Regions from separate parts of the Homo sapiens genome. Here regions 1, 2 and 4 are each linked to region 3. The links are chromatin loops, found by intact Hi-C in ENCODE. Cell type or tissue: dorsolateral prefrontal cortex. All regions are shown on one strand.

What was found. A loop is a pair of places that touch in the nucleus more often than their neighbours do. Peaks named below come from ENCODE experiments on the same cell type or tissue, not always from the same donor. Only the 100,000 strongest peaks of a DNase experiment are listed, where the experiment ranks them.
Region 1: a loop joins it to region 3, with 2.4 times the contacts of the local background. A loop is called at or near these places in 3 of 110 quality-filtered maps.
Region 2: it touches region 3 in a loop (11-fold over the local background); 75 of 110 quality-filtered maps call a loop at or near these places.
Region 4: a loop joins it to region 3, with 13 times the contacts of the local background. A loop is called at or near these places in 12 of 110 quality-filtered maps.

Annotation. Positions count from the first base shown.
Region 1 is chr15:77,608,775-77,616,774 of GRCh38, forward strand. It overlaps LINGO1 (leucine rich repeat and Ig domain containing 1), which reads right to left. Exons shown (of 2, transcript NM_032808.7): 2 at 4,253-7,126. The coding sequence ends at 5,270. The region is part of intron 3 of LOC105370906 (a long non-coding RNA gene); the gene reads left to right. Among named protein-coding and RNA genes, the nearest start is that of LINGO1, 20 kb to the right of the region's middle. RefSeq lists enhancers at 2,521-3,348, 5,555-6,054, 7,281-8,000. In dorsolateral prefrontal cortex, no CTCF peak of the experiment used is centred here; a DNase peak (open chromatin) is centred at 3,160; H3K27ac peaks cover 5,619 bases.
Region 2 is chr15:77,493,997-77,501,996 of GRCh38, forward strand. It overlaps a transcript of HMG20A not described here. Among named protein-coding and RNA genes, the nearest start is that of HMG20A, 77 kb to the left of the region's middle. RefSeq lists enhancers at 1,614-2,414, 2,851-3,145, 3,217-4,016. In dorsolateral prefrontal cortex, CTCF peaks have their summits at 3,005 (motif pointing left) and 3,207; DNase peaks (open chromatin) are centred at 2,985, 3,515 and 4,205; H3K4me3 peaks cover 2,066 bases; H3K27ac peaks cover 7,053 bases.
Region 3 is chr15:77,114,308-77,122,307 of GRCh38, forward strand. PEAK1 (pseudopodium enriched atypical kinase 1) reads right to left here. Exons shown (of 10, transcript NM_001385026.1): 10 at 1-1,012. Among named protein-coding and RNA genes, the nearest start is that of TSPAN3, 47 kb to the left of the region's middle. RefSeq lists a silencer at 1-130. In dorsolateral prefrontal cortex, CTCF peaks have their summits at 4,662 (motif pointing right) and 4,863; a DNase peak (open chromatin) is centred at 4,694.
Region 4 is chr15:77,815,598-77,823,597 of GRCh38, forward strand. It overlaps a transcript of LINGO1 not described here. Among named protein-coding and RNA genes, the nearest start is that of LINGO1-AS2, 160 kb to the left of the region's middle. RefSeq lists enhancers at 2,331-2,965, 2,966-3,600. In dorsolateral prefrontal cortex, CTCF peaks have their summits at 4,807, 6,047 (motif pointing left) and 6,246; DNase peaks (open chromatin) are centred at 3,892, 4,636, 4,833 and 6,074; H3K4me3 peaks cover 4,324 bases; H3K27ac peaks cover 3,198 bases; H3K27me3 peaks cover 2,062 bases.

The sequences.
Region 1 (8,000 bases), 490 kb after region 3:
TTCAGCGGCAGTGAAGTCTCCCCAGTCGATGCCACACAGAACTGAGATGAGCTGTTCTCACCAAGCTCTGCCCAAGTTCCAGAGCTAGGAACAAATAAACAGTTGTTTTAAACCACGAAGTTGTGGGCGTGGTCGTTATGCAGAAATAGATAACTGATCCAATCCTTCATGCCTTCTGCACCATCTTCACCCCAACTTGGCTTGTGCAAGGTTGAGCTCCTTGGCCCCAGCTGACTGGACAAGGGGATGGGCACCTGACTTCAAGGCAGCCAACCGATTGGCTGGTGAGTGACCATTCAGCCTTTTTTTTTCTCTGGAGACTAGGAATGAAGAAATCAAAGGCCTTAGCCAGACTACAAAGGAGGCTGGAGCTTGGGGTTTTTGAATGGGAGCTGGGGCGGGGATGAGTGGGTGACTTTCAGTCCTGTACAGGCTGTCATGTCATCAGAGGGCACCAAGTTGGGGAAAGAAGCAGGAAAGGTGATATGGAAGCAGGTTCTCTGAGGGTTCCATAAATCACTTAGCTCCAAGTGGGCTGTGCTCCCTGTTCCTTGTACCTCATGAACCCTGACTTCAGGCCCTAAAATACTCAAGGGCCCTTGGCCAGCTGGTGGCAGAACTTCCCCAGGGGCTCCTGATACCAGCCAGGGGTCTACACTCCTCCTCTTACCCCTTCTCCCTTGCTCTCTGTGACATATTCCCCTGTCTCCTTGTCCTCCAGGGCCCCAGGGCACAGCCACTCTCTCTCCTGGGCAAACAGGGCTCATGAGCTGGAGTCTGCTTCTATCCTCTCCACACAGCCCTGAGGCCTCCAGTGGCAAAGCAGAGGGTATGGCCAGGTTTGGTTTCTACCCCAACCCATTTGCCATCCCTGTTGTGTCCCGCACAGTCCCTTACCCTACCAGTTCTTGAGTTCAGCTACCACTCCCTTGCTTGCCCATAAAGATGTCATGCTAGTAACAGTGGTCATTAGTGTACCCAACAGGTGCCACACCCTGTGTAGGTGGGTACTTTACAACACTGTCTTCGATCTTCCCAGACACCCTGTAAACATAGGAGTTAACCCTATTCTGCATGTGGGACTCAATGGTGGAGGTGGGATTTGAACCAAGGTCAGCCTGACTCCAAAGCTCACGTTCCATCTACCACTCTGCTGTATGACTCTAGGCAGGTTACCTTCCCTCTCTGAGCCTTGTATTCTGACTTGTGAGGGGTAAACCAGGGAAGGGTTCTGGTGCTCACTGCTCCCTCTAATACTCATCTTCCTGGTGCCACCCTCGGGTGGGTCCACTTGAATGTCGATGGTGGGTTCCCAGTCTCAGCATCCTTTCTGGTTCCGGCATGTCTGCCTCATAGAGGAGCAGGCCTGGAGGCTGTGCTGCTTTCAGTCTCCTGGAAAGCAGGCTGGACTCTCAGGATTCAATATCTTGCCTTTTCCCCAACAGCTTCTTCCAACCTCATCCCCTTGGCCCCAGATTAAAAGGTGAGCAGAGCAGCGGGCTCCCAATAGGGTTTGAGGCAGCAGGGCATCCTGACTCCAACACCCCATGGGGTCTGAGGCAGAGCAGGGCCATCAGGGCTCTGGGGGAATGTGGGTGGCCCAGGAAGGCTCTGACCCTTCAAACCACCTCTGGGCTCAGGTTCCAGCTGTGTGTGTGCCAGGGCAAGGCAGTATCTGCTCCTCCTTTCCCCGTCTCAGAGGCTGTCCAGGCATGAAGAAAGCAGCCTCTCCAGCCTGGCTTCCCAGACGATGCCCTTTAAATCCAGCAGTGCTTTTAGCAGCAGTTGAGTTCACGACCCTCTTCCACAGAAGAAGGTTACACAGCTCTGAAGGGGCTGCACCTGGACTAAAACCCACCTGGGCTCTGCCCAGTCCCCAGTCCTCTCTGCTTGGGCAAACCCAGTCCATGGGTCCTGGGCACTCACATTCCCCCAAACTGATCCTGCCCCCATCTGAAAACAACCTAGTAATTTTCTCATGTTCTTGAGTTTCCTCAGGGGGCCGTTCTCTCCCAGTAGCCAGGAATAAATTGGCCCCTTGACCTCCCTGCTCTTACCAGCCTTGAGGCATCCCAGAGGGGTTAGTAAGAACCCATATAAGCTGCCTCCTGCAGAGGACGGTGCCAACTGGGCTTCCAGGGCTGGGACGATGGAGGGGGCCCATGCACCAGTCTCTCCTGGGAGGAGGGGCAGGGCTGGGACGATGGAGGGGGCCCGTGCGCCGGTCTCTCCTGGGAGGAGGGGCAGGGCTGGGACGATGGAGGGGGCCCGTGTGTTGGTCTCTCCTGGGAGGAGGGGCAGGCTTGTGGGGTTTTTGAAGACTCACTTGGTCTCCTGTTGTATACAGACCCAAGGACCCCTCCCCCTGTCCCTCGTGCTCCTCTGAATGCTCTCCTGCCCAGAAGTGGCTCTGAGAAGCCTTGAGTCAGTTTTAGAAGTCTGTGGCTCTGAGAGTCTGGAACCAGGCCCCAGATGGGTCACTTAGAAGCTGTGCGATTTAGGATAAGCTGCCACCCTCTCTGGCCCTCCCCCTCTGCATCTGTGTAAGAGTGGGGTCATCACCACTGCCAGTTGTAGAGGACTGACTGAATGGCAGGCACTGCACCAATCCACAAGCCAACCCACGTGCCTTCATTTCATCCTCCTGATGACCAGAACAAGTAATATCGTCTGTTTTACAGGCGAGAAGTCTGGGGCTCAGAGGAGTTAAGTAACAATGCCGAGCAGCTGGTAAGTGCTGGAAATGGAACTCAAACTCAGACCTGACCTCAAACCTTACAGCCTTATAATCACAAGTCTAGGCTGCCCACAGGGACCCTCAACCGTTGCACACCAATAGTCCTGGACTCAGGATCCTATGGGGAGAGGATCCTGTTTCTTCTCAGGGGATAAAGCCTGAGAAAGGGGATAGTTCAGAAGGCTTGAGCCTCCCCCAGAACCAGGGACAGCCTTAGGTGGTGGTTGGGAGATGGGGGAGAGGGCAGGCTGGCCCAGCTACGGCTACCAACTGCTTCAGCTGGAACCAGGAGGCAAGCAGCCTCTCAGAGATGCCTTTAGATTGAATGAATGAATAAGTGATCGAGTGCCAACTCCATACAAGACTCCGCCCACCACGCCATCCCACCAGAGGCTTGGTTTAGAAGGTGCTAGGCATGTAGCTGTGCCAGTTTGGGTGGGGGCGTGGGCCCTGGGAAGAACCCTGGTGGGAGGAGCTGCATCCCGGAAGTCTCCTGCTGTGAGGGCTGACTTCCCTATTGCTCCCCCTCCACGTTCAGCTGGGTCTGTGCCCATTGATTCTAGCATCGCTGGGGTTCTCCCCTAGCCGGAAGAATGAGCAACAGGATCGCCCTGGGTCCACTATGGGGCTGGACCCAAGGAGTTCCCAAGGAAAGAGGGAACCTGGAAGGGAGAAACCAGGCCTCCCTGACCCTGAAGCCCCTCCTTCCTGACAGAGATTGGGGGTGGTCTGCTGGCTGACCTACTGGCCCAGCTTTTTGGGTCAAGGTCCATGGCCGATGGGAAACTTACAAGGTGACTGCCTGGCTCTTCACACTGTGTTGTCAGGGGCATCCCTCTCCAGGGTCAAGTTTGGAGCTGCTGGATTTGGTTTGAATGGGCACGGCTGGAAGCAACGGGTGGGGGGTCTGTTTTCTGAGCCTCCGGGTCTGCTCATGTGCAGGTGGATCCCAGCCCCAAACACAGAAGCCCTAACAGCCCAGGACAGGCTCAGAGCATGGCCTGGTGGAAGATGGGACCAGACTGGGCCTGGGAAGCCTCAAGGGCAGCCCCAGAACTGCTTCTCCCAGTCCCCACAGCCTGGGCACTCTGCATGGGAAATGGCATACAGTAGGTGCTTGATAAATGCTGTGCAAAGAAGGCTTGGGGAGAGCTGATGCTCCCAATCCTTGCATCAGTCTAGGCCAATGCTGTAGGGGGCCTCCAGCTTCTGGGGAGCTAAGCCTTGAGCCCTGTAGAGCTGTTACCATCAGGCCTGGCAGTCAGACCCACCATCAGACCAGAGGTGAGGGACTCTCTATGCCCGTAGCCTCAGGATCCCCTTCAGGTCTACAGCCCCCTTCTCCAGCCAGTGCTGCCAGCCACAGCCCCAGCCGCTGTCCTAGGAGGAGCCTCTGGAAGTCCCTGGAGCAGCACTCCCCCTGACACCCCCCCAGGCCTACCCCCATGGAGGGCCCCTCGGCAGCCCCATCCCCCACAGTGAGATAATAATGACCATAATGAGAACAGTCACCCACACGTGTGCACAGCGCTTTACAGGTTACAAAGTGTTTCACATACATCATCTCATCAATTCCTCACAACAGCCCTGTGAGGTAGGCAGGGCAGGGGGTAATGTTCCCATTTGTACAGATGTGGAGACTGAGGCCCAGAGAGGCCAGTGACCTGCTTGAGGCCACACAGCAAGTGAGCAGCAGAGCTGGGACCAGAGGCTGGGGTGGGCCCCACCTCCAGCCCCTGGCTCTCTCCACTGACTGTGCTGTCCCCCAGGAGGACCCCAGCCTCTGTCCAGAGTCTCAGCCACACCCAAGCCAGGCTCCCACCCCTTGCAGTGGTGCCGCCTGGCAGCCCAGCAGACAGGCTCCCACCCCCATCGGCAGACCTGTCCCCTCCACCTGCGCCCTGCAAAAAGCCAGCCCGGAGCTGGGCCCAGGCCTGCCCCCTAGCCTGCTCCTGATGGTGCCTGGGGCGGGGTGGGCAGGTGGGTGGGGCTGGAACCTCCTTTCCTGTTTTCCTGAGTGATCCCTCCCCACTGGGGAAGAGAAGAGAAAGGAGGAAGAAGAGGAGGAGGAGGAAGAGAAAAACAAGAAACTGAGTTGGAAGAGGGCCCTGGAGCAATCAGGACGTCAAAAGTTTGCATTCCGACTAGCTATAGGAAATAGTTTTTTTCTCTTTTTATTATTTCAAGTTTTCATAAAAATCCATAATTATTGAAACCCAAGTTACAGAGAAAGTTCGTAACTTTTTTATTGAATTATTGACTCTGCCGCGTGTCGGTTCGTCGGCTTTCAACTCCAGTCTGTCAATGCCCCTGTGTAGGTGGGGTCCCCAGGTCTGGGCTTCTGAGGTCCTGGTAGAAGGAGGGCAGGTGGTGAGGGCTGGCGGGGGGCAGCAGGGGACGGAGGCGGGAGGGAGAAAGAGAACGTGTGTAGAAGGGTAGGGAGGAGGTGGGAAGGACTGGAGAGTGAGCAGGTGGCGGCCAGGCCCCTTCCCCTGCCCGGCCGCCCGGGGGTCCCTGCCCCCCGCCCCGGCCTCATATCATCTTCATGTTGAACTTGCGGGGCGCGTCGGCGGAGCTGATGCCTGCGTCCGACTTTCGGGGCACATACTCGATCTCGATGTTGTGCTTTGTGTTGCCCTTGCCCCGGCTCCAGAGAAACAGCAGCACCAGGCAGAAGAGGACGACGCCCAGGAAAGAGATGAAGCCCATGGTGGTGGCGATGATGAGGGTCTTGATGTCGAAGGGGAAAGGCACAGTGGCGCGGGTGCTGTTGGCCTCTCCCTCGCCCGGCTGGTTGGAGATGAAAGCGAAGGTCTTGTTGGGCTGATGGGGCCAGTCGGGCGAGTAGCTGCGCACATGCAGGTGGGCGGGCATGGAGTCGTTGCCGCCCGCGTTGGCCGCGATGCACAGGTACGTGCCGTTGTCCTGTACCTGGGCGTAGCGCACCTCCAGCGTGCCATCAGGGAAGACTGTGAGCCGCCCATTGCTCTTGGCTGAGACCAGGTGCTTTCGGGGTGAGAGCCAGAGGATGGCGGGCGGCGGGTCGCCATCGGCCCGGCACACAAACTGCACCGTGTGGCCCTCGTCCACAAACACCTGCTGGGCCTTGCGGTCCCGGATGCGGGCGCGGCGGCAGGTGAAGTAGTTGGGCAGTAGCACATCAGGGAAGTCCTTGAACTCCTTGCCCTGGACAAACTCGGGCGTGGCGCACGTGGGCTGCTGCCGGTTGAAGTTGAGCCGCCAGCGGCGCCGGAACACCCACAGGAGCCGACAGTCGCAGGCCAGCGGGTTGGAGTCCAGGATGAGTGTCTCCAGGTTGCCCACCGAGTGGAAGACTGATTCCTCCAGTGTGGTCAGCTGGTTGCCAGAGACATTGAGCACGCGCAGGTAGTTGAGGCCGCGGAAGGCATAGGGCTCCACCACGGCCAGCTGCCCGCCCACCAGCTGGATCTCCTGCAGCCGGAGCAGCTCATGCAACATGGAGCCCTCAATGGTGCTGATGGGGTTGTAGGAGAGGTTGAGGAAGCGGAGATAGACTAGGTGGCGGACGGCCAGGTAGGGCACAGCGGTCAGATTGCAGTGTGTGATGGACAGGGACGTCAGGTTGAGGCCGTAGAGGCAGTTGGGTGTCATGGTGTCCAAGTAGGGCCAGTGGGAGATCTCCAAGACCTTGAGTCGGTACAGCCTCTTGAAGGAGTAGTCCCGGATGGCATTGATGTTGAGGTGCCGGAGCCTCAGGACGATGAGGCCGTGCAGGTGGGACAGCGCCTCGGTGGGGATGGAGGTCAGGTTGCATTTCTCCAGCGTCAGCTGCTCCAGGCTGTTGAGGCCGCTGAAGGCGCGGTGAGAGATGTAGACGAGGTCATTGTCGCCAACCTCCAGTGACTTGAGGTTGTACAGGTCCTGAAACATGTAGTCCAGTAGGATAACGATCTTGTTCTCGCTGATGTCCAGCTTGGTCAGGTTGCTGAGGCCAGTGAAGACGCCTAGCGGGATGAGCTTCAGGCGGTTGCTGCGGAGACCCAGCGTCCGGAGGTTGAAGAGGTTGTTGAAGGCGCCGGGCTCCACGGCGCTCACGATGTTCTCGTTGAGCTCCAGCTCCTCCAGGTGCGGGAAGCTGGCGAACTCGTCCTGGTTGAGCGTTTTGATGCGGTTCTTGCCTAGGTCCAGCAGGCGCGTCTCGGTGGGGATGCCCTCGGGGACTGCCACAAAGCGCTTGCGGTGGCACAGCACAGCGCGGTCCTGGGCGGAGCACTCGCAGCGGGGCGGGCAGCCCGTGGCCGAGCCTGACAGCACTGAGCCCAGCACCAGCAGGAGGATGGGCTGCCAGCAGGCCAGGAGGGGGCTGGGCATGCTCCTCACGCCCCCCGCCAGCATCCTCTTGCTCACCTGCAGCCGGGAGCAAGCACAGGACAGAGGTGGCGGTTAGGGGGCAGTGTGTGTCTGGATGCCACCCCAAGCCACCTGGGCCCCTCCTGCCCTGTCACGATGACCCTGATGCAGATAGAGAGGCAGGGTCCAGATGCCCAGGCCAGAGGGCCTCTGGCCTCCTCATGCTGCCCCCTCCTTGCCTCTTACCCTGCCTGGAGTCTTCCCAAAGGACCCTCCCAGCATCCTTGGAATGGAGGGGCTCAGGGAAGGGGCGGGTCACCTCAGACAGCCTGGCATTGGCGCCACCTCCTTTACATTTCACAGGCGGTTGACTCCAAGCACACACCCTGCCCTGAATCACAGCTCCCCTGGTGCTCATCAGGGATAAAACCAGACCTGCTGAGCCGCTCTTGGGCTCACAGTGGGGATCAAAGGGGCTCAAGGGCTGAGGCCTCTAGGAACAGCCCCCAAGAAGCCGGAGCAGAGCAACCAGGAGTGTGGCTACCCCTAGCCTGCACGGCCAGGGCTTCTGAGGCTGCTGGGGGCCCCACTCGCTCAGCCCTGAGCCCTGAGTCTCCCCCGGTGCAGACGCCATGCCCCCTCCCCATCAGCTCTGTGGCTGGGTCTGCAGTAAACCAATGGCACCTGACACTGTTCACGGGTCTGTCACCCATGGGGTTCCTGGATTGCTGGGGGACACCCTCATCCAGAAGGCCCAGCCCTGAAGCTGCCCTCCCTCCTCCCCCTGCACCTGCAAATCCAAATCCAGCCTGGACTCCTGGTGGGATCTGTGACTCTCCACTTCCTCTGGGTCCCATCGGTGACCCAGCTCAGGCTCCTGAGCCCAGGGCCCGGAGAATGTCTTTTCCTGCCTCCTGGTCTTGACTCCTGC
Region 2 (8,000 bases), 380 kb after region 3:
TCCAAGGAGACTTTTTTTATTAGAACTTTTCTCCCAGATCCTGGCACTGCTCTGAAGGCAGATAGTCAAACCCTACCAACTGCAGCCACCCCTGGCTAAAGATTTCACTGTTTTATTCTTTGCCCTAATGTTAACTTTTTTTGTTGTTGTTGAGACAGGGTCTTCTTTTGTTGCCCAGGCTGGTATGCAGTGGTGTGATCATAGCTCACTAGAGCCTTGAACTCCTGGGCTCAAGAGATCTTCCCACCTCAGTCTCCCAAGTAGTTAGGACTACAGATGTGCACTACCATGCCTGGCTAATTTTTCCATGTTTTATAGAGATGGGGGTCTCACTATGTTGTCCAGTCTGGTCTCAAACTCCTAGGCTCAAGCAATCCACCTACCTCAACTTCCCAAAGTGCTGGGATTACAGGCATGAGTCACCATACCCGGCCCCTACTGCTAACTTTCACTATTCTTTCATCCTGCCCTTGACATCAGAACAACATCTGGACCCAAGTGAGACTTTTCCATTGGCTTAAATCAGTCAGTACCTGTAAAGATGTTCAGAATATTTAAACTTACATGAGTCTGCCACATGAGATTTCTGCAGGGGGAGCTTTGCAGCCGTAAAGAGGATGCTAAACATAGTGGCTTATAATGAAATAATATGTTTATCTTGGCTGGTTTTATAGCAGATGTGATTGGGATATTTACTGGTTGTTTCTTAGAACTAGATGAAAGCAATAGTTCAGACCAAATGAATTACAGCAACAAAACATGCTAACAACATAAAAAAAGATATAGATTATGGAAAATTATAAATTGTGATCATGCAGAGAGGTCTCACTCTAGCCTGAACACTGGTGACCCACAACTAAATGGGGCCAAGATTAATCATGCCTCAATCTTACACATAAGCCAAGGGATCTTTTCTAAAGATCATGCCTATTAAAGCAGCAAAGACTTTTCTGCAAGATATATCATAATGAGCTCCAGACATTTAATGAGAGACAAGTGCTACGGTTGAAAGTGGTGACCTTCAGCATCGAATCTGAAAATGAAGTAGGCCTGCTTGCTCTGCAAAATGAGGCCCCAATCCAGTCTGCTTAGGTGAAGAGAAGTCTCACATTTGTAGATGGTCTGTTGCAGGCAAACCTTAAATCTTCTGGGAAAGGGGGAAAGGCTTTTGTTTGTTTTTATTTTTCTAATTAGGTAAGGATTGTACATGCAAGGAGCAAGCAGCTGACTCCAGGCTGCAGGCCCAGTAGCTTCCAAAGGCAGTAAAGCCAGCAGGCGTGGTGGCTCACGCCTGAAATCCCAGCACTTTGGGAGGCTGAGGCGGGTGGATCACTTGAGGTCAGGCGTTCGAGACCAGCCTGGCCAATATAGTGAAATCCTGTCTCTACTAAAAATACAAAAATTTGCTGGGTGTGGTGGCACATGCCTTGTAGTCCCAGCTACTCGGGAGGCTGAGGCAAGAGAATCGCTTGAACCCAGAAAGCAGAGGTTGTAGTGAGCTGAGATTGTGCCATTGCACTCCAGCCTGGGCATCACAGCAAGACTCCATCTCAAAAAAATAAAGAACAACAACAAAAAAAGGCAGTAAAGTGGAAAACGGCATCAAGGAAGAAACCAGCCTAAGGAGTTAGATAGAGTGTCCCAAAAGCCTCTGGAAGAATATGCAGCACTCCAAGGCCAGGAGACCTCAGCTTCCATCTCTGTTGTAATGGCTGCCTCAAATGAGGACAATTGCCTGGCCAAAAAATAGCAGCATGAAAGAGAAGTGTCATCCCCCCTTATTCCTAGTTTTTCATCCCCTAGAAGCCCCTCATCCAAGGACTTGTGTAAAGTTGTGTCCGCCCCTACTTTGATCTGCAGTAGGAAATGCTGGGATGCATGTCCTGACCCTCCTTCCCCCACTGCAGCCCTCACGAATGGTAGGTGGCTGTCCTGCAGACAGGATGCTGCCTCACGTCCTGAACCTCGCCACAAATTCCTGCCCCACTGGCTGCTTCTGGCTTCCTCTTGCAATCCCAGGAGACAAAGGACTGTGAGGGAGGAAGGGAGCCGAGCATGGTCTCCCAGGCAGAAACCCTTTGGAAGATGCCGGAGCCTCAGCCTGCTTGCCCGGGTCTGCCTTTCTGGGTGGGAGGAGGGGCGGCCTCCCTACTCTTCCCAAATGTCCCTGTCTTAAACCCATGCAGCACAAAACAAGCCAGTTCATTGTGTTCTTGGATATAAATATTGATTCTAGGTGATGTTAACATTCTGTTCATAAAAGAATGTAACATATTTCTCCCACACCATATTAGACTGATGTGTTGTTTGGCCAAGGGAAGTACCGATTGCTGGCTTCTGCGAGAAAATGTGGACATTTAAATGCATGCAGCTTTCAGAAGTCTAGGAAGCAGCCTCAGAACAGCAACCAGGCCCCTGGGTTGGCTTCAGCTCTGCCCTCCTCCATCCAGTTTCTCCTTTTCCATCTCCATTGTTTGCACATACCTTTGGTATTTCTGATCACTTGTAATTTAAGAAAATGCTTTCTTGGAATTATATCTTCTTTCTCAAGGACCTGTTAATGTGGGACATTTGCTTTCTTCAGGAGGGCCCGGAAGGTCAGGACCAAACATTTTTAGTTTTCTTCCCCAGGGGAAAAGATCTGGGAGGTCCTGTCCTCCCGTTTACTTTTTCCCCCTCTCTGCATGTCGGAGGGAAGGGCAAAGTCTTCAGACCAGAGGTGGTCCCGCCAAGCGCTCCACCGAGGCCTGACCAAGCCCAAGACTCAGATGTGTTGGCCGCCTTGGCAAGGCAAATTCCCCACATTCCACAAGTGCTCTTGAGGGAGAAATAGAAGTAATGAGAAAGTGGAATTCTTGATGTGTATGCGTGCTCACTCGGGTGCCAATTCATCCGACACAGACAGATCCCTGGCCTTATTTCGCAAGAGAGTGATAGAGCCCATTTCCAGATGTGCGGGAGGACGGCCCGGGACCCAGTGCTGGCAGGAGAGCTGGCGCCCTCTGCTGTCCCGGCTAGGAAACACTGCAATGGTGGGAAAGAACCTGGGGTTCCTGAAAGCCGGCAGCTCTGTTACAATCCATAGCCGACCCTCGCAAGTGTGGAAGGGGCCTGCAGCTCCTTGCTGTTCAAATGATGAACCTGCAAGGGGCTGGATTCCCTCCTTCTAGCTGGCTCTCTTTGTGTTTCGTGGCTCTAAATGAGCCAGAAATCATGAGGATTTACAATAAAACCCCAGCCTCCCACAGCATCTGCTGGTCCCGTTCCCGAGAAGGTGAGGAAGAGTGGCACTGTCTCTGGCCTGTGAACCTGGCCAGCAGGCCTAGGCAAGGCGAGACAATGAGGGCAGCTTGCCCAAGAGGAGGCCTCCTGCTGATTAGCAGCCCTCGGGCCATACCCTTGCCTGAGAATGCAGCTTCTGGAGGCCTGGCTGGCTCCAAAGCTTCCAGCCGAGTGGAAGCTGCAACTGCTCCCACTCAGGCATACTGGCATCTCTAAGGGGCCTCAGAGCTGGCACAGCCAAGAGACTGGCTCAGCTTACAAGCTTAGACAGAGCTGCCACCCCCCTCTGCCCTGCTGCCTGCCAAGACAGCAGCACAGCAGTGGGTCTGGGGCCAGGGCCAGGCTTGCTGCTGCAGGAGAAAGAAAGAGATATTAATAGAGAGAGAGAGAGAGAGAGAGAGAGAGTGTGTGTGTGTGTGTGTGTGTGTGTGTTGGTGAAACGTAGGGTGGAGATATTAGGGGGATGCAAGGGGGATGGCTGGTGAACTATACTTGGACAGCCTTTCAGTTCTGCAAAAAGGCACAAAACAATCAGTTTTTGTTTTCTGGAAGATTTTTAATTTTTTTTTTTTTTTTTGTAAACCAATCTCTTCCCTGCTGGGAGAAGAAAAACCCAACCCGCCAAGCAACCCCCTAAAAACAATGCCCTTCTCTCTCTGGGACCAATTTTCAGGCTGCACAGCAGTCCTGACAAGGTCAACAAGCTGGAGCTGTAAGTGGAAGATCTTTATCTAGGTGGGAAATAGGAAAATCATTTGACTGATAAAAGGAAATACAATAAATAGCATCTAAATTCCTGGCTGCATCCCCCAGGCCCCTCCTCTGCTGGAGAAAGTGCGTGGGCCAGGGATACATGTGCTGCTCCAGCATGTTTAAAAATAGCATGCAGCACACAGCCCTTTCTTACCTTCCAGAAAGACTTCATTACCGGATCCTCAGCCCTGAGCCTGCAGAGCTGCTGCCGGCACTTTCTTCTCCCTGCGCTGGATTTTTCTCTTTGGAAGCATTAAGGGAGTGCATGTGATACATTTTACTCACGGGCCAGCTCTTGCTCAGCTAGTTTCAATCTAGGCACGTCTAGAGCTCACGTTGAAAGTCCATTGTATTTAATGGGGTGTTAACTCTGTTTATTCTCTGGGGCCTGTGCAGTAATTTTACACTCTGCAAAACTAGCAACTTGAACCAGAAATGATATTCCTCTTTCCCCATGCCCACCCCAGTGGGCTGCAGTCCCCAGGCACCTCTGGCCCTGCTTCCCAGGGTTCCTGTAGCTCAGGTAGCCGAAGAAGTTCTGCATGCCGTGGGAGATGGGAACTCTGGGGTTCACATCCGGTTCTGCCGCTTGTTAGCACTGGTGCAGCCTGAAGCAGGTCTCCTCAGCTCCTGGAGACATTTTTCACATCTGTGAAATGAAGATTTTAATCTGCCCCATGTATCTCAAAAGGCATACAACAATCTCATAGTGGAAAAACATTTTCCTGGGTTCTACAAAGACACCGTCCTATTATTCCCAACTGGGCCACTTCAGCATCACCTCGGAAGCCACTTAACCCCTTCGGATCTCCATCTCTCCACTAAAACCTTGGGGATTTGAATAGGACTATAAAATCCACTAATCAGTCTGAATCTTCACCATGCTGTTGTGATTTTTTTATAAGTCCATTATTCCTTCCACCTTTATTGGCTGGCATTCTACTCTTGGGAAGACTTTCTTGTCTCCCCACTTACTTATTCTCAGGGCCTGGCCCTAGAAGGTGCTGAAGACTTCATATAGGACTGGATGACCCCTTCTAGCTCTCAATCTCCAAGTCTCCAGGAAAATAAATGAAGCACATACTATTCTAATACATTCTACCATTCTGTGGGAACTGTGCCTTCCGTTATTCCCACCTGATCTAAAATCCCGACACTTAGGATGCTCAAACATCATCTGGACCTTGGCATTCCTCCTCCAGTGCCAGGCCTTCCCTCCTGCATAAAACAGCTCAGAGCTGAGTCGCCCTTGCTGGAGTTCCTGATCTCTCTTTCCAGCTCCCTCAGGGCTTCTCCATCTGGCATCCTGCAGAATCCTCAACTCAATTTGTCCAAAATTAAATATGTATTCTTCCCAAACCCACATTTTCTCTAATACCTGTCAGCTCAGTTAAAAACTCCACTGCTCTCTGAAGCTGGAGAGCCTGGAATCCTACACGCCTCTCCCCAGCTCTTTACCCTGCTCCCAGCCCTCCACATCTCATTCACAGAATGCTCCCCCCCACACACACACACAGAGCCCTGGAATCCCCCTAACAGCTGGCCCTTCTCAACACCTCCAGGACAGGCCTTTGTGGGGGTCTTCAGCTTTCAGCTCTCCTGGGGCTCTCCTAATAGCCCATTGTTTTGTTTTTCCTCTTTTTTGCTATTAACTAGTTCTATAATAGCCTTCTAACTAGACTTAGTATAGCCAGTCTCATTTGTCCCCCTCTTAACTCCCCTCCACCAGTTCGTCCTGCACACCACTACAAAAGCAACTTTTCTAAAATGCAAGATTAGTCTTGCAAATATCTTTTTCTTTTCTTTTTTTTTTTTTGAGACAGGGTCTCACTCTGTCGCCCAGCCTGGAGTGCAGCAGCACGATCCTGGCTCACTGCAACCTCCGCCTCCCAGGTTCAAGGGATTCTCCTGCCTCAGCCCTCCCTAATAGCTGGGACTACAGGGGCACACCACCATGCCCAGCTAATTTTTGTATTTTTAGTAGAGACAGGGTTTCACCATGTTGGCCACGCTGGTCTTGAACTCCTGACCTCAAATGATCCACCCGCCTCGGCCTCCCAAAGTGCTGGGATTACAAGCGTGAGCCACTGCGCCCAGCCATATCACTCTATTTTAAATGAGATCATAGTTGTGGTAGTTGCTTTTGTTTTTAAGCCTTACAAAAATTCTATACGATAAGAATTATTAGCATGAAACTAAGATGAAACTAAGACTTAGCTAGGTTAAAGGACCTAAAGCCACATAGCTATTACACCTTGCAGAACCAGAATTTGAACTCAGGTCTGCTTTGTACTGCAAAACCCATGTTCGAAAGTATTTAAGGTACCTGGCACAGAGCAGGTGGACCAATGTTATATTCTTTATATTCCCCCTTTTCTATAAACTTCAGTCTCTTCAGCAGGGTGCAAGGGCCTATCCCATAGTGGGTGGCGTATGTCTCCAAATGCATCTCCTGTTACTGTGTGGCCCATTATCACCACTACCCATTAGGCAACATCAGACCACTCGCTGTTCCCCAAACCCTCCCTGTTCTTTTTTTTTTTTTTGAGACAAAGTCCAGCTCTTGTGCTCTTGTCTCCCAGGCTGGAGTGCAATGACACGATCTTGGCTCACTGCAACCTCCGCCTCCCGAGTTCAAGCGGTTCTCCTGCCTCAGCCTCCCAAGTAGCTGGGATTACAGGTGCCTACCACCATGACCGGCTAATTTTTATATTTTTAGTAGAGACAGGGTTTCACCATGTTGGCCAGGCTGGTCTTGAACTCCTGACCTCAGGGGATCCACCTGCCTTGGCCTCCCAAAGTGCTGGGATTACAGGCATGAGCCACCGCGCCTGGCCCTCCCTGTTCTTTTTTAAACTTTCTTTTTGAAATCCTCTTTCCTACTGCTTGGCAAGGCTTTTCTTACCTTGTCCTTCCTGCTCTGCAAGCCCAGATCAGATAGCACCCATTCTGTGATGCTTTTCCTGATCCCCAAACTCAGAATTCACGGCTCCAGCATCCCTCTTGCCAGCACCACTTGTTACGTATGCCTATTCTGATACTGATCATATTGGTGTGTGGCTATTCAGTCCTGTCTCTTCTCATCTTTGTATCTCCAAACCTGGCACTGTGCCTGGGACAAAGTAAGCACTCAGTAGTAAGTCTGTTGAGTTTAGTTCAGTCCTGCATCCTTCCCTATGACTAATGCTTCATTTCATCTGTCTTGCAAAGGTTAGAATGTCTCTGAAGACTTGTTTGCATCACCTCCACTCTCTCTGATTTCCACACCCACCACCCCATTGAAGTTGCTCCTGGCAACTTCTTGAGAGATCTCCTCATTACCAGAACACTCTCTTGTCCTCAGCCTCCAAAAGTTGCAGCAGCACTGGGCATGATTTCCTCCCTTCTTTTAAGTGACTCCTCTCCCTCGGCTTCTGCCATCACAGTCTCCTGCTTTCTTTTGCCTCTCAGGCTCTCTTGGGACTCCATCTGAGCCCTGGAAGTAGAGAACCTCAGAGCTCCGACCTGGGTTGCATTCTCTTCCCTCTACATTCCTTCCTGAAGAGACTTGTCTATTCCCATCATTTAAAGCAGGACCACTATCTTCAGCTCTCAGCTCTAGATTCAGATATGTGACAGCTATTTGACATCTCACTTAGATCATCCTTAGGTACTTTGGGCTTGAAAGCCTAACAATTGACTCCCAGGTGTACCCCCAGACCCTTCCTCCTTCAGTCTTTCTCTGTTCACTAAAAGGCAACATAACGAAGGATCCCCTTCTTGGGATGTTGGGAGCCACTCTCTAGGAGGGAAGGTGCCTTAGAAGAGGGGGCAAATCTGGGGATATCTGAATATCATGCATTCCTACCTCTGACTTAACCTTGGAGAAACACCAGATGCCTTAACCATGTATTCAATGCCTGGCATGATCTGGCCCCAGCATCCCTTTCCAGGCCCAGCTTTCATCTCGCCCCTAGATCAGAAAT
Region 3 (8,000 bases):
TGTCTAGCCAGTTTTGGAGCAGGGTGTTCCTCTGTACTAGGCTAGGGCAGGCGGTGAAAGTCTGGAAGAGATCTTCGCGGGGGCCCCAGAGCAGACACTGGAGGATGCCTTTGGCGTCTGAAATGAGGATCCGCTCAGAAGGGTTGGGATTCAGGAGGCAGCTGGCCAGCTGCTGCAGACCCCGGGAGTAGGGGGAGCGGAATGGGATGCGAGGCAGGTCTGCTCGTGTGTATTCCCTCTCCTTCAGCTCTGGGTTCTCATCAAAGGGGTTGGGTAGGTGCAGCATCTCATAGATGAGGATGCCTGTCTGGAACTCATCACACTTTTTATACTGGGTAGCTGTTATGATCTCTGGGGCAAGGCGAGACTGGTCCCGGAGGATCTCGGGGTCCACCAGATGGCTCTTCTGCTTGGCCTGAGAGAAGTTGCTCACTATAAGCCTAGTGGGATAAGATGAGGTGGGGCTGGGCTCTGCAGGCCCAAAGCCTTGGGCAGTCCCCCCAGGCTGGTAGTGGACAAGTAGCAGGTTCTCTAGGCGTAGATCGCAGTGAGTGACATGGTAGGGTTTGAGGTGCTCAAGACCAGAGCATAGCTGTAAGAGCAGCAGACACACCTGCCTCTCATACAAATCAGGGCTTTTCCCATGCTGGGCCAGAGAGTCTCGCACAAAATCAGCCACAGTAAGACATGGAACCTCCCTGGTGATGACCACAACGTGGCTCCTCTGCTTCTTGCTCATGACTCCCTGATTCTCTTTCTGGGATGATGCTGCTTCAGAACAGGGCTTTGGGTTTTTCCCATCCGTTTCTCCTTTGGCGTCTTCTTCAGTCTCTTCCATGTCATCCTCATCCTTTTCAGGGTCATCTGGATCCTCCCAGGGAAGCAGACGGTTAGGGACTTCAGCAAGGAAATGACCACAGTCCTGCTGAATGTTAAAATGGACAGCCAGACTCTGCCGGACAGCCAAGCTGTGATAATACTGCTGAGATTCTTTAGCTTTGCTCTTACAGATCTGAAAGATAATAAAACAATTCAAAACTCACACTCTCATAACCAGGTTTATGATGTATCAGGGAAGATTAACTGGAAGGTGACTGGTTAGGGACAAACGATCATATAGTAAAGTTGTTCGCAAGGCTTGCCCCATGTTAAGTGGCAATAATAATGGTGGTAACCATTTCTCATGGTTGTCTACATGCCAGGCTGTGGTGAGCACTTTAAGTGTACCATTTTTAGTCCTCACATTAACCTTTCACAGTAGATTGAGGATCTAAGAATTTAAAAAAGAAAAAAAGCCCGGGGTTATGTGTGCAAACCTAAGTTTGTTTAATGCCAAAGCCTGCTCTTTCCACTATAACCTTGCACCTCATCAGAACAACAACAATGAAATAATTTTTCTCTTACTTCTGTAGAGGTTTGTAGCCCAGAATGATACAGCAGGCCAATGGACTCATAATGGAGACCAAAATACCTTATTTCATCACCCATCGCCCTTTGTGTCAACATCTCACAGCTTAGGAGAGTGATATAACATTGGCCAGGTAAACTGTGGGTTTTCCTAACTTTTCAATGAATGTCATTGTGATGGTCACAACACTGGCACTCATGGTTCACTGGTAGGGTTGAGAGAGTCACTGGTCTGACCTAGTCAGAACAAAGCCAACATTTCAATGGTGGTTTTCTGAGTTTTATGCTTTCTCTTAACAGGCCTCATTTAATACCCACTATTGAGGCAATAAAACCTTTCATAAAGAACTTTACTAAGTGGTTATGGATCAAGGAAGAATTTTTTGATCAAAAAAAGTTAGCCAAGAGTTCTACATACTGTGACGATTCTATTTCTACTCTTAAGGGGTTATCAAAGCAAAAAGTAAGTAAAACCACCCCCAAATGGGTTATTCTCATGCTATAGAGAGGCTGACCGTGGAAGACTGAGTCTCTAATACTAGTTCATGGATCATAATAGTCTGGTCTGGAGTCTGCTCCACAGCCCTGTTAACTGAGGGTCATTCTCTGCTCTCCCTCCTCAGCAGAGGCACACTGCCACATTACAAATATCAAAGGCTCCCAGGAACATGCACTCTCTGTAGTGTTTACACTGCATGTTTATTACAATAATACAGAAAAGCAAAACTTAAAAAAGCAATTTCTAGTCATTTTTATTTAAAAAGAAAAATGTACACATTCTTAGGAAGATTCAGATAGGACCCAGTTCTGAGAAGCAGCACATTCTGATTTCCATTCAAATAGATTAAAAAAAAAAAAAGATCAAAGACAAGGGAGTCTCAGCGGAGAAAAGCATCTCTCTCTCTCTTTCTCTTATTCTCTAGTTTATCATATTTACTACAGTTAAAGAAGCCTGATATCAGTGATCAGTGCCATGGAAATCAATCAATCTATCTATCTATCTATCTATCTATCTATCTATCTATCTATCTATCTATCTATACCTCAGCACAAGTTCCTTCAAGTCTTCTACTACCTATCTAATTCAGTTTGAGGATATACTAAGTATTTCTTTTTTAAGCAAACTTCTGGTCTTGAACAGACATCCCCAGCCTGAGTTCAAGTTCAAACATATATCTTTCAGAAAATATTATCTCTGGAAAGCTCTCGAAGTCTTAGTATATGCAGTATAATATATAATCCTATATGCTCATCAATCATAACATTTGTTATTTTTGTAACTGCACTGTTGGCAATATTTCACATTTAAGTGTTACCAGGTATTTAAAAATTCTATACTAGTCATTGTTTAGTTGTATAGGAGTTGGATCCAGCACATGGCACCATTATCCCCATTGCCAGTTAAATTTGCTCAATATTATATTGTCTTCTGGAATGAAAGCTCAAGGGTCTCAACTCTTCATACCACTAAATTTGGCTGAATCAGATTGGATGGTTAAACTCTAGCTGTTACATTATAAAAAATGACACTCTCCAAGGGCTTGGGAGGCCTGGGATTTAGCTTTGCTACTAGCTGTATAACCTTGAGCATTTCACTAATTTCTCTGGGTCTCAGTCTCCCTATTAAAGGAGACAATATGAAGAACACTGAAATCTACTTCACAGGGCAGTTGTGAGGATTAATTGGGATCAAGTATATAGCGTACATCTGTAAACTACAAAGTTGTACAAATGCAACACTGATAATGACTAAAGCAGTTAACAACTTGCAAATGTCAAACTAATGCAATCTTAGAGAATCCTAATTTTTTGAAACAATGAGCAAAACAGAAAAATAGATCTTTATTTTGAGTCCCGACAGCCACCTGCCACAGCAGTGAGGCTCTCTGATCACAAATTTGATAGAGGACAGACAAAAAGAAACTGCTAACATTCAATACCTCCAAGCCAGGGTCAGCCCTGACAAACAAGTTAACACCAGCAGTATGTTAGAATCCAAGACAGGGCAACCTAAAGCTATGAGAGAGAATTGTTTGGCCAAGTCTAGTTTTTAACTATGTCAAGTCAGGCTGAAAAAAAAAACTGTGACCTTGTAGTTTAATATTAGAAGCAGAGAAGGTATTCTAATTGTGACTCGTATTTTAATTGTGATATTCTAATTATATCTAGACATTCACACAGACACACACATTTTTATAAGGTCCTCCAGAGCTTTGTGAGTAGACAAGAATGTGGATACTACAATAAGAATTTATGTTTAGCTTCACAGATCTACTTGAGATAAAGGATCAAAGTGATTTACGAAGAAGAAATGATAAATTGTTTCACGATTTTGGATGCTCTAAAGGAAAATGGTCTCCCTAGATAGATAACCTGAGTGGGCAGCACTTCCTTATCTCTTCATTTTATAATACATAGACAGGTTGAAGAATAATGAGTCACTCTAGCTTTAAGAGCAAAGGCAAAAGGGAGAAGACTAGAGTGTAAAAGAGGAGGGAAAAAGAGTGATTTTACTTGGTTCATAACCCTGAAAACAGTTACAACCCAAACACAGACCAATGGAGATTTCCATAATAGGATTTTGCTTGATGGGTATCTCATAAATCTTTATTATGGAGCCTGCAATGATGTTAATTTAGGTAGGAGTATTATATTATTCTAGGTACCACATTGTAGCCATTTTTCAAATATTAATAACTCCTTTAGTTAAAAAAAAAACCTCAAAATGACCTGACTTCAGATAACAAATTTCTAGTTCAAAAGTTATTTCAGAAAACAAACCAATTTTTCAGAACAAATGGATAGGGTTCTTCCTGTCAAATTTTTTCCTTCTGCCCTTACCCAGTATTTTCTCTACCAGGGATTAAAGTAACTTCTTCTTGGCTCTCATTATCTTTCTTGAAAAGAATTCACATTCCTTCTTTATAAAGAGTAGCTGGCATCTCAAGAGTAGCAGGAGGAATCTCAAGAAAGATTCTACTTGTTCATGCCAGCTACTCTTTAATCTATAAATGATTACTTCAGGACTCCTCCTAGGACCCCCAAAATTTAAAAATAGGAATAAAAATAAACTAGAACTGGAATGGTCCTACATCTTCATTAAACATTCCCTTTTCTAATAGGGGAAAAATCACCTCATATTTGCCTTGGCTATGTTTGGGAAAATCTACTTAAAATGCTGTGAATTTGGCAGATTCTGTGCTGTCTATATTTTCTGAAAGGCAAGAAAAAATGCTATGAGAGCCTGAGCCACAGTGACACTAGAGGGAGCTGCAATATCAATATCCAGGAGTCATTTACTTATAAACTGTGCAGCAGGAGAACAAAACCAGGCTGCTGAAGGTTGAATCTTCTTGTAAAATACACCATAGGGCCTCTTTCTGGATAAGCTTTTGCTTCTATGATGCTGGCAATACCAAATGCATGCCAAGGGAACTCCTCGTGTGAAGAGCACAGACAGGAAGAGAAGCCCATCCTGGGCACAGTGACCCTCGCCCACTTGCCAGCTCACAGGAAATGCCCGCTTGAGCTATTCTCCAAAGGAGTCAGAGGAACATCAAAAGGGACAGCCAGTCAGCTGGTATATACATATGCACCAACATGAATAACCTACAGTTGCAAAAACAGAGGCTTGAAGGGAAACTGGCTGCTTGTCTGGGTTAATAAAGATCAGTGAGGACAGAGAAGGGAAAAATATTAATTCATTATCAATTGATCATTCAAACAAGTATCTCATGGCTCCTGAGCACTTCCCATCTGTAAGACACAGCATCCTGAAGCATTCTGACCAGATTCCTAAATACAGAGGGTGGGGACCCTTTAACCACTGATAAATCATCTGTTGGAAAACTGGGGGAGAGGGGAAACAACATATTGTCTTCCAGAATCATAGCCAAATTACCCTCTCCTGAGACCTTCTCAGACTCGGGTCAAAGAACCCAACATTTACAATCTTAGCAGGGAAACAGAGCTTGAAAATGATTCATCATGCACAACCTGAAAAGTTTAATTCCAAACATACATTTCAGTTCAGGGGCTCATTTTCCATGTTGCTCATGACAACTGCCCTGCATACCTTTAAGGCAAATTTGTCATTAAAAAGCATTTATGTTTGTAATAACTTCAACCTAGAGAGCTAACTTCTAAAAAGTAGACCATCAGGGGCTTTGACTGTAAAGTCCCATTAAAAATAGCTGGGGAGAAGATAGTGCTGTCTAACACTACTGAACCTTTCAGAATGATCACAAAGCCTGGGACCTGTGAGAGGACATACCTCTTGATGCTCTCTCAACAACAGATACTCTGTTTAAGGCAACTAAGTCAGAGGGATAGGGGGAAAGGTGGACCTGTGCAAAACTGGATGATATGACTATGGAATTAATCTGTCGTTGAATGGCATGGTGTTACTCATTCTTCTTCATTGACCCTTTTTCCCAAAGGTTCCGTGAAGTGCTGGTGTTTGGAGTGCCTGCTCTCCATCCTAGTTTTTCATTGACAAACTCTCTTCCGCAAGCTTGCTCATAGCTTCAACCATGTCATATACACTACTGACTTCCGTGTCTACATTTGTAACGCACCCTTGTCTTTGGGCTTTAGGCTCATCTATACAATGACCTACTTGATTTCTTCCCATATATGTCCTAACCCATAGATTACTTAAACTCAACATAACCAAACCTGAACTCTCCGTCCCACCAAACTCACTGCTTTCCCAGTACTCCCTCTCTTGATGAATGGCTTTGTTACCTGGATGAGAAACCAAATTCACTTTGGATTTCTCCTGCATCTTCACTCCCTATGGCTAATTAATTATCAACTCTCATTGACTTTTCTTCTAAATAACTTTCAAATTATCCTCTTTTCTCCATCTCTATTGCTACCTTCATCACTTGCCTGGACAACCACAAAAGCTTTCCAACTGGTCTGCCTGCCTCTAATGTGATCCCCTCGAATACATCTTCCACATGGCTACAGAGCCATTAAAAAACAACAGCTGGTATTTCCTCCTTATTTAAATTTCCTAGCGGCTCCGCTTTATCCTCATAGGAGAAAGTCCTGGCCTTGCCTCCCTTTCCAGTCCTACTTCCCACCTGTGTTCCATTTGCTCTTACTATATTGAGCTATCTGCAGCCGGCCACCCACTCTACCCTCCAGGTGTTCTCTCAGTTTGGGGCTCCTTGTCACCCCTCATCTGCCTGAGGGATTCCTACTTCTTTTAAAGCCCTTCTCAGGCATTACTTTATCAGAGAGAGGAAGTGCTAAATACCCTAAACCCCCTTTCTGTGTTACTTCTATATCTTGTACATATCTCTATTATTGCAGTTATCACATTTTTTATCTTTAAAAAATTTTTGTTTTTTATAATTTTTTTCAATTTTATTTTAGATTCAGGGGGTACATGTGCAGGTTTGCTACCTGGGTATATCTCATGATGCTGAGGTTTGAGGTACAACTGATCCCATCACCCAGGTACTGAACACAGTACCCAACAGTTTTGCAACCCTTGTCCCCTTTCCTCCCTCCTCTGACATTTTTTTGTCTATCTTACAAGCAGATACTTGTATCTTTAGGGCCTAGCACAGAGCAAGGCACGTAGTACTTGCTCCATATGTCTGTAAAAGATTCTGAGAAAAGGCAGCATCTGATCCAGTGCTGCCATAGGGCTTATTTACTCGGAACAGGTAGAATATATGAACAGCTTTTATGAAACAGATAAAAGTTGGCAAGGTGATGGGGTGGGGGCAACGGCAGATAAACCTGAATAATAAACACTCATGAATGACCTGACTACACAAATGAGTGAAATCTGATCAGTGAGGGCTGTCTGTTGAGTCCAGGCTGCCCTGGGGGCTTGCTGATTTTGTACTGCACAAAACTACAAAACAACATGGCTCTCTGTCATTCGATTCAATTTTCTCTCCTTTGCCCCAAAGAAAGCAATAATTACAAAATATAAGACTCTTCAAAAATATTCTACATTAGCTCTGATTTTTCCATTATGGGCCCAGTATGCCTTCAGCCTACTTCCAGTTTATCAGCAGGGAATCTCATTTCCATCTCACTCTATGCATTCTATAGTGCCTCAGTGAACCTTAAGTGAGATGGATGCTATAGGGAATGAATTGTGGAGGGACAAAAATGAGAAACATTAACAATCATACACATTACACCATCTGTGCCATTTTGTCATATCACACAAAAGTACAACTGCAAATGGGAGTGAGCATAGAATGAAACCCTGCAACTTCTAAATTGATATCCAGTATTTGGTATAATCCCACTCTAAGAATACAGGCTGATCAGTGATTGACCTCAATTCCTTGATCTGCCTAGGAGGAGTATTGCTATACTTGCTGCTACAGAGCTAAGACCCACACACACTCAATGCTGTTACAACTATATTCAAAATAGATTAAGTGTTTAATATATAAAACGCTGTGTGGGCCCAAAGTACTCAGGACTCCATGTTGTAGGAATCTGCTATGAGAACTGTTGGGTAGGCCAGATAATTTACAGCTTGAATTGCTGCAAAAATGTTCACATGCCCAAGAAAGTGATTTTGGATCCTAGAAGAGAAATTCAAGAAGGTAACT
Region 4 (8,000 bases), 700 kb after region 3:
GTGGCAAGGCCAGTATTGGAGGCTGCATCTATGACTTCAGGACACTTGCCACCTCTGTATGCCCAGGTGGTAGGACTGGTGAATCCTGAGCCCTCGCCGAACTCTGACGACCTAGATCACCCCACCCAGGTCTTCCCAGCACCTGGACAACCCCACCCAAGACCACCAGAGACGTGGTTTATATCGCACATCTAATTGTGTTCCTCCAGAACTTCAACGCTGCAAGCCCTGAATTCAGAATCAGCCCACACTCCTCAGATGGGCACTGAGGATCCTCTTCTGTCTGGTGCCAACCTTCTCCATGCCCCCATGTGAACTACTCCACTGCAAACACGTTCTACCCTTGCCCAGCGCTTCCCACCTCCATGCCTTTGCCAGTGCCGTGCCATCTTCCTAGAAAGCCCCCACTCACGTTCGCATTCTCCATTCACTCATTTAGTCAACAATTATTTACTGAGCATAGATCAAGTGCCGGAAAATCTCAGCAGGTCAAGGCCCCGCCAGTCCCCTCCTTCTGAAACAGCCCCTTGCCACTCCCCCACTGAGCCTCTTGGTTACCCAGCCGGCTTCACTAATACTCAGAGGTATGGGTCCAAATCTGTTTCCCCTTTGAGAGCCCATCCGGGGAGGGGCCCAGGCTCATCACTGGTATCCCCAGCACTCAGTCCAGGTCTCAAGCCAGAAGATACCTCCAAATGTGAAGCGAGGCTCCAGGCCATGGAGAGTAACAGCCAAGGTGTGGTTCCTGGGAACAGGGGTCTGGGCCCCAGAAGCCCACGGAAGAAACTCTGAGACTGGTCAGGGTAGCCCTCAGCCCCCACAAAGCTATGCCTGAGAGGTCAGGGGCAGCTTTTCCACCTTGAGCCACCCCAAGGCCCAGCCCACTCAATAAATTCTTATCACTGGGTTTGTTAGAATATCTTTACAATTTAAAACACAAATATAGCAGGGTCAGGTCTTGCCTGGGGAGGGAAATTAAGGGGGTCACACTGGGCACTGCTCCCTCCCAGTCAGGAGGCTGGGGTGAGGAAGTGGCTGTTTTCCTAAAGGGAGCAGCCAGTAGGGGTGGGGAGCCCCTGGCTGGAATTTTCATCCCCGGCAGAATAGACCAGGGGCCAAATAAGTGCCCCTGGTCTCCCCCTCACCATGGCTTGGGACCCCAAATGAAGGGTTCATTTTGTGGAGTTGGTTGGGGTGGGAGTGGAGGTACCAGAAGAACCGGGGCAGGGGTTCAAGCAGGCATGGATGATAGGGGTGGAACCAAGCTAGGCGTCTTGCCATGCTCCAGCCACCTGGATGTCAACCAGAGCTTTGGTCAACACTCAGGAGGCAAAAGTCTGGAGCTTAGGGAGCCACAGGTGAAGAGGAAGAGGAGCTGAGAGAGAGAGAGAGAAGAAAAAAACAATGGCAAAGAAAGGCCATGATCAGCCAGAGCCAACAAGGGAGGAGCAGGGAGAGGCAGAGAGAGGCCGCCCGGGACGGGGAAGCCAGCAAAGGCTGAGGAGGCCACCGCCAGGATCCAGCAGGCCCAGCCCCACCCCCAGTGGTAACTCCCGGGCAACAGCTCTTACCCCGAAGGCCCTGGGGATGACTCCAGGCTGCCAGCAGGACTGAGGGAAGTCACAGAAGCCTGCCTGGGGCTGACAGCTCTGACCTCCTGTTCTTCAGGTGGGCCACCTGGGGAGGAAGTGGCCACAATAGCCACCAGAGTCCCCTCCAATTCCCCCAGTGCACATTTAGATCTCCACGGGGCATCTTTGGCCCACAGAGGGGCTCTAGGATGGAGAGGGTAGGAAGGCTTTTGGGGCCCAAACACAAGGACAATGCCAGGACCCAGCATAGAGTGCCAGGTTGGGCGGGAGTGATTCGGATCCCTGGGATGGTAGTGAACTCCCAGAGCTGTGCAGAGGATGACAGGAGCCGGGCTTCCAAACCATCAAGCAAAGCACTGACAGCCTCTGGCCCCAAATCCAGGAAGCACATATTTAACCAAGCTAGGGTCAAAAGGTCCCACAGGTCAGGAGCTTTTGTTCAACTGCCTCCAGCTGAGAACAGCCGCCAGCCCAGTAAACGTGCCACACGCAGCAGGAGCCCGCCTGCCAGGTCAATAAAGAAGGCCTGGGTGTCCTCCATGCCTCACCAAAGACCAGGGTCAGCGGATACCCTCGCAGTGGAAAAGGGCTGTCCTAAGACTTAGAAAACTACCTCCATCTCTGCCACAAAATCCTCCTCTGTGAAATGGATAAGCAACTTGCCCACCGGTCCTGCATTCTCACAAAGTGGCTGAGAGATTCCAGAAGGATAATGGAGGTGGAAGTAAGGTTTAAGCCTGAAAGCTGATATTACCATAGACATTACCATACTCCAGAGACCCAGGTAGATACTGACTGGTCCAGCCACCACACCCCTCCACACAGCATCCAGGCTGAGATCAAGACTTCTAACCACACAGGTTCACAGGCGAGTGGCAGGAAAGAAGGCATATGGATGGGGGCTGCTTGGGATCCCAGCAGTTACAACCCCAGGGAAGTCCAAGCTGGAAGGACTCAGGAGCAACCAGAGAAGGCTTCCTAGAGGAGGAAAAACCTGCCCTGGAAACAAGGAGGATGAGGAACCTGCAGGAGTCCTGACCCCAGATCCTTCCTTGGGCCTCTCACTCCAGGAGACACGGGGTTCTCTCCCTCTCAGAGGCACCATCTTGGACCACAGCTTTCCATCCCATCTTCCACAGGACTGGCTGGGTTGGCACTTAGGGGTGTGGGGAGGTTCCCTCAGGCAGCCAGTACAGGTCCAGAGTGTGGGAGGAGACTCACAATGGGAGAGGGTACAAAGCACAGCCACAACCTCAATGTAGAGTGAGGCACGCGGGGGCATGGCTCCAAGCAGGTATGGGGCACCAGGCCGGCAGACCTGGAGACGCCCCCGGCCTCTTGGGAGCTCCTGAGGGTCCAGGTCGGGTGGGGCGCGCCTTGCGGCAAGTTCCCTTCTTCCAGCCACCGTCCTGAGGAGCAGAAGGCGCGGGGACACACACATACACGCCCGGGCACGTCGCCGCACTCCCCCAACTGAACCTTGGTGTCTTCCTCCTGCCTGCAAAGACATCCCAGGCCCTGGGCCTGGGAGCTGTCCCCGCGCGGTCCTGCCTGACCCTAGCGGGGTCATAGTAGTCTGGCGCCCGGAGCGGCTCCAGCGCGGCGCCGCGGGCCTAGGTGGGTGTCCCAGAGAGCGGGCGGCTGCGCGACTGAGGAGCTGGAGGCGCACCCCTCCGCCCGCCAGACGGCCCGGCCCGCGCCCCCGCCCCACTCCCCTCGCGTTCTCTTCTCTGGAAAGGAAGGCCGGAGTTGCACCCTCAAAGCGCCTCCGTCCCCACCCCTCCCGGCCCGCCGCGCCCCAGGGGCTCCACAAACTTGCTGCAAGTCGTCGGGGCTGCAGCTGCAGGTAAGGGTGAGGCGGGGCCGCGGCCTGGGCTGCCGAGCACGCCCCCTCCCAGCCCCAAGCGTGCACGCCCCCCACGGACGCGCACCCAGCACCCCACCCCCGCCGCTGCCCCCGAGGCTCCCGCCCAATCAGAGGCCGCGCGCGCCGCGCCGCCGGCGGGCAGACACACCGGCTCCCCGGCCTGCGCCCCTGCGGCCCTGGCCCCGCTGCAGCGTCCCGGCCCGGCCACACTCACCGTCCCGGGCGCGCCGTCCGCGCGCGGCTCCGCTCCGGGCCGGCATCCCCCGGCTCGGCTGCCTCCGGTCCCCGCTCCGGCCTCGGTTCCCGCTCCGCAGGGCTCGGCTCCGCGATGGTGGCCGCGGCGGCGAGCGCGGCAGGGAGGGCGTGTGTATGCGCGTGAGAGCGCGCAGCGTGTGCATGTGCGTGTGCGCGGGAGGGTCCCGGCTCCCCTGCGCGTCCCGCTCCTGCCTCCTGCTCGCCACGATGCGATGCCGGCAGAATCTCTACCGCGCGCCCCCACTGCCCGGCGCCCACACTCGCGCACACACGCGCACACCCAGGCGCGCACACCCGGCTCCGCACTCCCGACTCGCCCTCCTGGAGCGCTCACAAAGACCCCCTGCCGGGACGGCCGGAGCCTGCGGAGCGCGGCCCTGGGCCCCTCCGGGACCCGCCGGCCTTAGGTGCCCCGCTGCTCCCCGTAGGGACCCCGCGGGCGGCCCGGCTCCCGCACCCTGCCTGGCCGGGCCGCGGCCGCGCTCCCAGCCCGAACCTGGGCCCAGGTGCCGACTCGGGCTTCTCGCACTCCCGCGGGAAGCGCCGGCCCCCTCCGCGGCGCCGCCGCCCTTCTCCCCCCCTTCCAGTCCGGCCTCTCCGGCGCCTCCCTGCCTTGTCCCACCTGCCCAGCCCGGTCCTCGTTCTCCCCGCTGCTCTCCGTCTGTCTCGCCGCCGCCCTCTCCCGCGCCCCTTCCTCCCCACCGCCCTGCGCTGCCTCTCACATTCTCCGCATTACAGCGGGTGCCGCCCGCCGCTCGCGGGGCCCAGGGTTCGAGCGCGCAGTGGGCGGCGAGGGGACCCGCCACGCCCGGCCCCGCCGCCCCCTCCGCTCTCCGCGGCTCCGCGGCTGCTAGCTCCGGCCTGGCGCTAGGGTGGCGACGTCCCGCGCTAGCCTCGGCTGCCGCTGACAGCTCTCATCTCGCCCGGGCTTAAAGGGATAGCGCACCCGGCTCGACCGGCCCCACCCGGGGGCCCCGGGGAAGGGACCTCGCTGCGCGGGAACAGTCCGGGGCGGTGGCACAGCCGGGGCCGTGCGGGCGACGCCCTCTCCGCCGCCGTGGAGCCCGGCCCTCGGGGCTGGAGGTGAGTCAAGGAGAAGGACGGTCAGACCACGCCATCCAGGGGGCGCTCAGCGGCCAAGCCTCTGGGCCGACAATGGGTGTGCGGCGGTGTAGGCTGAGCGCCCTGGACTGCGTGGCGGGGGATGGGGGTCAGTGAAGCTGCCGTCTGAGTCTGAACTCCAGGTGAAGACACCTGTCATGCTGGGAGGACAGGGCTCACGGGCTGGCGTCCCGCTCCTGCTGTGTGACCTTGGGCAAATGCCGACCCCTCTCTGCACCTCAGTTTACCCCCTTTGGGAAGGGCATGGCTTCCATCATTTCTGAGCCCATGCCCAGCTCTGATATGGTGTTAGGTCCCCATAGAAGGGGGAGTCCCAAGGTAGTCCCTCAGCCCCCAGAGTCCCACCTCCTTGCCTGTGAGAGCTGAGGCCACCGCTGAGACTGCAATCCTTGCCACCCCGGACACTCACCAGGACTGGTCTGCCTCCTCCTTCCAACTGCCTCATCAGGGAAACCAGGGAACGAGGTAAAGTTGAGTCAGTACAGGGACCTACCGTTTGCAGAGCTCCCTCACATCCAAGATCTCCCTGGACCCTCATGACACCCCTGGGAAGTAAAGTGCACCCCTACGCTCCCGGTCAGCCTGATCCTGGACAAGTCTAGCACGTGAGCATTTCGTCTTCAGGGCCCCCTCCCCACCCTTACTCCCACCCAGGCTGTCCCTTGCTCTCCAGAGGGATGCATTTTGCCCATTGTTCAGGAAGTTTCTGTCATATGCCCCATCCTGTGCTAGGTCCTGGAGACACAGATGATTTAGACACATTCCTACCTTCAGAAAATAAGAATAAGGGAGGTATGATAGAGCTGTGGTGGGTGGAGGAGGTCCTGGAGGAGGTGACATTGAAGCCAGATAGTGAAGGATGAGTAAGAATTGGCCAGGCAGAAAGGAACACGAAGGGTATCCCATGCCAAAAGAAGAGCATGTGCAAAGACCTGGAAGTGGGAAATGGAGTGATGGGTGTTTTGGAGGGAAGAGAAGCTATAAATCCTTGATTTGAGGAGTTTCGACTTTGTTCTGGGGCAGCAGCAGAGCTGCCACTTGGCAAATCTAGGCAGCAGCCCCCACCCCCACCTTTCAGCCGTCACAGAGGTATGGCTAAGGGCTTCCCAAACCCAGCAGCTTTTGCCAGAGGCCACCCCCTCTTCTGTTTCTCCCCTCTAAGCCCAGACCCACTTCTGCACCCATATCTACAGCCAGACGCAGCACAGCCTCCCCCTGCTGTCCGGAGCTGGAAGTAGGAGAAGCCCAGGCTGCGCTGTGGCTGTGATGTGAGTCCAGGAAGGGCCAGGCTCCTGTACCCACCCATCATGAAGGTGCCCTGTGAAGACCCTAGACTTTGGTATCAGGCAGATCCAGTATCAGTTCCAGCCTCAGTGTCCTCCTTGGTACAATGGGAATAAAAATACATTGCCAGTAACATGACTGGCAAAGAATCCACGAGGGACGATGCTCAGGAATGGCTCAGCACACAGCGGGCATGCGGCAAATGGCCTTTTCTTCCCCGTGTCCGAGCTTGGCTTTGTGGCCCATCCCAAAGTCCCTGTTGTCTCCCCTCTCCCTCTTTCCCTGACCATTTTCCTTCTACCTCCCTACCAGACTTCCTGGGGGTCTCAAGGGAGATGAGCTCATGGCTGTTGCCTGCTCTGGCTCAGCACGCCTCCTGAGGAGTCTTCCCAGGGCTTCCAGGTGAGCCCTAGGGAAGCCACACAGAGACAAACAGCCTTTCCCCAGAGTCTCTGACATCCTTGCAGAGCAGCAATTTCAGCCTGCATCCCCATCCATTTCCCACCATCCAGTTCTCCCGCTTACTTCTGCTGTCTTGGAAGCCACACAGCCTTTGTGTCCGTGCTTGGGAATTTATGCCCAGCTATGCGGTGCAAACTCAAATAGGTGGCACACTTTCTCTGAGCCTTAACTCCCTCCCTAAGTATGGGAGCAAGCTGATATGCACCACAGGGATGACGAACCTGAGTCTATGTCATTTATTTTCCCCAGCAAGTCCAAGCCTAGGCCCTCTATCCAGGAGTTCTGCACAAAGGCAGTCATGTGCAGAGGCCTCTCTGGGGTCCCCTTGTGTCCTGCCCTTGTGCTGGTGGCCAGAGGCTGTTGCCACGTCTTCCTTCCAGCAGGCTTTACAGAGAGGCATGGCATGAATAATGACCAGGCCCACTCTACGGCCAGAGCAGTAGTAGCTGGGGGCCTGGGGCAGGGACCAGGAACAAGACCAGTTGGACAGCTAGCTCCAGGAGGTAGCTCCTCTACCAGGGGCTGGTGGCTGGCTGCTTTCCACCACAGAGGCTGGGTCAGTGCCCCAATAAATGCCTGCCCAGGGCCGCTCTGCTGTTTCCAGCCATCTTCATGGGCCAGTCATGGAGAACTTTGGCAGTGTTCCAGATCTAATCATCACACCAGGTCCAGCCGAGAGACTGAGAGTGGCCCACATGGAATTCGAGGAGGCAGTGGGCATTTCCCACCCACTTCCTCTGAAACCCCTGGTTTCCTAAGCCAGGCTGAAAAGCAGGTCACCAAGTGTTCAGAGAAATGCCCCACCCAGCTGGGCTGTCTCCTTGCTATCTCTAAACACATCCAATCTCCCCACCTCCACGTCTTTCCCCACCTGTCCCCATCACTTTTGGTTTCCACACGTCTCAAGTCCTTCCATCCCTAAGCAGCTGGCGTCAACCACCCCCTCCCCACCCCGATCTCCCTCTTTACTCTTGGCAGAGTGTGGCCAGGAGATTTTCATTCATTGGCTCACCCTCACACTAATCTTGGTGTTATCATTCCCATTTCAGAGAAGAAAAAAGCAAGGCTCAGGGAGAAGTTCCAGGATTTGAACTGAGAGCCAACATTCTTTATTCTTTCCATGAATATGCATTGTGGGCCTACTTCATGCCACACATTGCGCCAGGCATGGGGAATACGTGGTGGAGACCTCAGAGTCCAGATGAGACAGGGAGAAACCAAACCACCATGCAAACAAATGTAAAATGACAACTGGGACAAATGCTGTGACAAGGTCTGTGGGGACCTGGTCTAGTCTGGACTAGGGAGTCAGGAGAGGCTTCTTGCAGGATGTGACATTCAACGTAGCACCAGAAGGTGGAGTAGACAATGACCCAGAGAAGTGGGGACTCCAGAGAGAGGGAACAACGCTTTCAAAG